Regions from separate parts of the Mus musculus genome. Here region 1 is linked to region 2. Evidence: chromatin loops called from intact Hi-C (ENCODE). Cell type or tissue: heart. All regions are shown on one strand.

Region 1 (2,500 bases), 71 kb before region 2:
AACGGTTACAACCGGGAAAGCCAAATGTGTCTGGGGTGTGAGATGGCGGGCTGCAAGGATTTTCATCTGGGTCTATCTTATCTCCCGACCCTGTCATTAGAATTCAACCAGGCCAAAGGGTCCCCAGACAACTGGTGCAGTCTCCAGAGCCTGCGTCTTTCTCCTTTCTTCTCTCCTCCCTTCTCTCACAGTAGGCTGGTAATCACTATGCATGATTTACAGGGCCGCGGCAGGAATCGAGTTAATGCTGGTGGCGTGCTAAGCACGAGCAGCTGAAGGATCATAATTCAGCGCTGACATCTGAGCTAATCCACGGGTTTGCAGAGTCTCCAGACAAGCAGGCCTCTGGATTTCACTCAGTTAAATCATTTGTGCCCCACTTGTCTGTTAAGTGCTATGAACTCCAGGGAAGAAAGATGATATGTAAATTTAAGGAATTAGCAGGGACATCAGTCAGAGAGATGCCAGAGCTGCAAAACATCGCTGCCTGTCATGACAGAGGCCTGATTAGAACCAGGAACCGCGAAGGAAAAACAGACCTGGAAATGCACAAGGAAGGGAACCAAAAAAGCAGAGGATAAGGATGATCAAACTGAGCAGATACAGATGACAGACACCACACCACGGCTTTACCCTTAGCTGTGGTTCGTACCCATCCCTGTGCACCCAGGAATATCACCTTTCTCTTTCCCTCATCCTCTCTGTCTCTCTCTCTGTCTCTATCTCTCTTTCCCCTTCCACCCTGCTAAGTAGCTCAGGTTGGCCCTGAACTCATGATCGTCCTGCCCGATGCTCTCCAGTGCTGGAATTAGCTATGTGCCCCCATCCGCATCAAGCCCATTTTCCCTCTGAAGCTCAGAGATATGAGGTCATGCTTCCAGGTCCACTGCTACCGAGTGATGGAAGTAGGCTCTGGACACAGATGGGACTGAGTAAACTTGCTGGCTCCTTGTCACCTGTGGTGGAATCCTGGCTGGAGGCTCTAAGTCTTGGAAAGCCTTAGTCTTTCCATCTGTATACTGGGTATAATAATGGTATTACTGCATGAGGTTGTAAGGCTAAGCCCTGTAGAGCACTTTGCATGGGAACAGGGATATAGCAAGAGCTCAGTCAAGCTACTGATGCCATGCCACACACTGCCTTCCATAGACTAAAGACCACCATAAACCTGGGAACCCAGTGCAAGATACAAAAAGAAGCAGGATTCATCCTGGGGGTGTGGTGGTATTGACATTGACATTCTTTGAAATAAGATGCTTTCCCTTAGAAACCAGCCAGTTCCCAGCTGTCCATCATGTGCCCCTCCCATTGGCACAGGTCTTCTGTGCCAATCTTCAGAGGATGAAATAAAATGAGATAGTGTCTTGGATCGTGAGTGGGAACCCATGTGACTACTAGCACTGGCCAGAGGAAGTATGTGGAAACATCCTGACTCCATGCCACCCACCCTTCCCTTCAGAAAGGGGCTCCACAGGCCACACTGGCAATGTGTTCTCCAGGACACATCCCCAGCTGTCAAGAACATCTCACATTCAGTTTAACACCTTCCTGCTGTCGTGTGGACACACGTGCTCCATCTATCCCTGATGGGACACAGCTCATTTCCGTTCTATGACTTAGAAGCATTTTACTCATAAGGCGTTAAGGAGTCCAGGGGGCTGGGGAGATGGCTAAGTGTATAAAAGGTTTGTCTCACAAGCCTGATGACCCCAGGACGGAAGTAAAACCACAGGTCTACAAACCCACCTGTACTGTACCCCTACAAGTAGGTGGGAAAAAGAATGGAAGTTTCTGAGATAGCCTGAGGTACACTCCACTGAACAAACAGACACTGTCTCAGACAAGATAGAAGGACTGACACCAGGGGTTGTGCACTGTGGTGCATTCAAATACAAACAGAGAAGGGAGAGATGGGGGGGGGAGAAGAGAGGAAGGGGGAGACAGGGAGAGAGAGAAGAAGAGAGGAAAGAAGAAAAGAAGAGGGAGAGGGAGAAAAGGAGAGTGACAGAGAGGGAGAGGGGGAGGGAAAAGGAGAGGGAGAGGGAAAGAAAGAGATAGAGATAGACAGATGCAGAGGGGGGGGGGAGGGAGAGGGAGAGGGAGAGAGAGAGAGAGAGAATATCAATTAAGACCTTTAGTCTGTGCTTCCCCAGGAAACACAACCCTACTCTCTTTAAATGCTCCCTTTCTGGGTCCTTGTTCATGGAGTGCTTCAGCTCTTGAAAGTCCTGACATTCAGACAAGGTACCAAGCTTGGATGTATTCTGAAAGTGAAGACCTTGTAGAATATTCCAGCTTATGGGCTACCACCATTAAATACTAAGAAAGGCCAAGTACTCAGTGCCTGAAAGAATCGTGGGCATGGTCGGGTGGGGGGCAGGGTTGCTTTATGAATTCCCTTGGTCCTTAGGAAGGAACTCTTTTGGATTCCAAGAAGTTGCCCTAATATGACAAGCAGCCAGCTAAGCCCTGGCCCTGGGGGGCGAGGGTGGGGGTGGGG
Region 2 (2,500 bases):
TCACCTGGTTAAGGCAGAGAGGGGCTTCAAATCTAACTGATTTGGCCTCCTTCCTATTGGTTGCTGTGACTCTGCTGTTTTGTTATATTTAAATTGGCCTAGCTCAGCGTTGAGTTGGATAAACGTGGCTAGCATTTAGCACAAGGGCTTCCAATTTGGTTTGGTCTGATCTGCTGGCTGGAAAAGGCACAATCAGGGGACAATGCCCCCCTCCATTTTACTTAGCATGCTTTGTGTTTTCCACAAAGGAAAAATCTCACCTTAAGATCTTTGCAAACTGGATCTTTGGGGAACAGGTTCTGAAAACTATCTGCGGAGCCTGGCTCTTGAATTTTGTCAGCTCAGAATGCCCCACACTTGGTTCACTCAAGTCAGTTCTTTCTTTTGAATGCTCTAATGAAGAGTTGAATGAGATACAGAAGACCTGGGAACTTCAGCGTCCGCCCCCCGCCCCCGCCCCCATCTCCTCCTGCCCAATAACTGTTGCTTGCATATATGCCCCATTGCATAAGAAGTGGTGGTCCTGCTCCTCACTATTCTTATACCTAGAAGACAGAACCTGAAGAAGAATGCCCACTATCCATTGAACAGCAGGGGGCTGGAGCCATTTGGTAGACAGCGGGGGTCCTGTCTGGAGAGCCCAGCCTCCAGTCCCTGCAGCTTTTCAATCTCACACTTTGCCAGTTGAGTGCTCTGAGGACTCCAACGGGATGATGTTAAAAACTCGCGCTGGAGGTGCTGCTGGACATTTGCTATTCTACCTGGTGAATCCTGGACAAGTAGGGACCTGCCGTGAAGCCCTATGGGGCGCTCTCCCCTGTTTTATACTTCGTACTCAGTTGGCAAAAAAACAGCCTCACCACCTCCAGTGCTTGCTTCTGGGGAAAAGGTGACTGGGCACTTACTTAATGAGGGCAGGAGACAGGTCCCCAGAGCTCTAAGTAGGCTATTCAGAATCCTGGAGTTTACTGTTTTACTTGTAAATGATTATACCCATCCATGGCCACGGGTCGTTTGGGGGTATCAAGCACTTGGACTACCACTGCTTCTGTTAGAGGATTTGTTTGAACCCGGGGTCCTGTCTCCCACAGCCCATTTGCACCTTTTATCTGATCACCTAGCTCAGACTGAAGGTTGAATTGAAGGTTGAGTCAGCCCATGTCCATGGCAATGGGGTTTAAGACCACCACAGATCAAAGCGCTCCTGGAGTAAGAAGGAAGGCGGAGATAGGTGGTTTAGGGTCTGGCTTCTTTCTGGCTCTGAGCCATGGGTCTCAGGGGACTGAGGGGTTGGGGGTTGGGGCGGGGGGAGACATTAAGCCTGGGAGTTGCCACCTTCTGAAGAACCCGCAGCAAGGAGAGAGTGACTTCCAGGGTAGAAAGCAAACCCTTGCGGATCCACTCTAGCAGAGCAGTTCTGTGGCTCGCTGTAGGGGAACGGCTAGCGCCAGGGGGCTCTCCTCTCTGTCAGAAACTGAAAAGAAGGGAGGTAGAGAGAGCCAAGCAGGGAGTCCACGCCAATAAACTGGAGCGTTCAGTCCCTTCCCTTACAGCAGAAATTCAACCAGAGCCGCAGAAGCTGCGGCACAGATGGGAGTATCTGCTACTTAGATCTGGAAAGCTGATTCCAGTGCCCCCAACCCCAGGAGATTCTCAGAGTGTCGCCCAATCCGTTCCACGCTTCCTCACACACGCAACACCCACCTTAGGACAATCGGTCCACTCGTGTCCTCCACGCTGATGCTACTTGGGGAACTGGTGGGACACACTAGGGGCGCAGGCGGCCCGAGGCGAGGGGTGGGGGCAGCCGTTTAATCACAGCTTGCCTCGCCTCCATTAACTTGTGTTGATATTAAAAAGAAATCAATCAGGGAAACTGAAGCATTGGTCGTGAACAATTTTTTTCCCCACGTGGGCATGGGCAGCGAGGAAGGGGGGAGGGGGCGGGAGGCACAATCTGCCTGCAGGCGACTGCAGTGGCTGATCTGGAGGACAAGCCGCAGCCACGAGCTAACTTTCTGGCAACGGGAAGCGTCAGGGAAATGCCGCAGGCTTCTATCCAGGGGTGTCCTTAGTCTGGAGGAGGAGGAGGGTGACCGGCCTGGAGGAATCCTAGGCGGCCAACTTAGCAGAGGCTTTAGCCTCGGTTCTGCTTTTGCTGGGAATATTTTTGCCTAATAGAATGTTTATGGATTGCTCAGCTCTGTTTCTGCTGCGTAGCCCAAACAAATCGATGCGGCGGTAGGGACGGCGCTGGGGGATGGGGGTGAGAGCGCTGGGGGGCGCCCACGTCTCGGCCACGTGGATGCCCGCACGGCGTGCTCTTCACCTGTTTGTGCGCTTAGGCGGGCGCTAGCTGCACTGTGCTCCCGCAGGCTGTGAGAGTTGCGCGAATTCCTGCGGCTTAGGCTGCCTGGCTGCTTCCCGCCTCTCCCCGCCCTGGGTGCTGCAATCCCACCCTGGCTTCCTGCCTCTCGCCCAGGCTAACACGGGAATCTTC

The links. A loop is a pair of places that touch in the nucleus more often than their neighbours do. Peaks named below come from ENCODE experiments on the same cell type or tissue, not always from the same donor. Only the 100,000 strongest peaks of a DNase experiment are listed, where the experiment ranks them.
Region 1: a loop joins it to region 2, with 2.9 times the contacts of the local background. A loop is called at or near these places in 4 of 42 quality-filtered maps.

Annotation. Positions count from the first base shown.
Region 1 is chr1:62,778,035-62,780,534 of GRCm38, reverse strand. All of the region lies in intron 12 of Nrp2 (neuropilin 2), which reads right to left. Among named protein-coding and RNA genes, the nearest start is that of 4930487H11Rik, 15 kb to the left of the region's middle. In heart, no CTCF peak of the experiment used is centred here; no DNase peak of the experiment used is centred here; H3K27ac peaks cover 1,752 bases.
Region 2 is chr1:62,706,748-62,709,247 of GRCm38, reverse strand. The region is part of intron 1 of Nrp2 (neuropilin 2); the gene reads right to left. Among named protein-coding and RNA genes, the nearest start is that of Nrp2, 4.7 kb to the right of the region's middle. In heart, a CTCF peak has its summit at 1,455; DNase peaks (open chromatin) are centred at 1,537, 1,747 and 2,027; H3K4me3 peaks cover 2,108 bases; H3K27ac peaks cover 1,074 bases; H3K27me3 peaks cover 855 bases.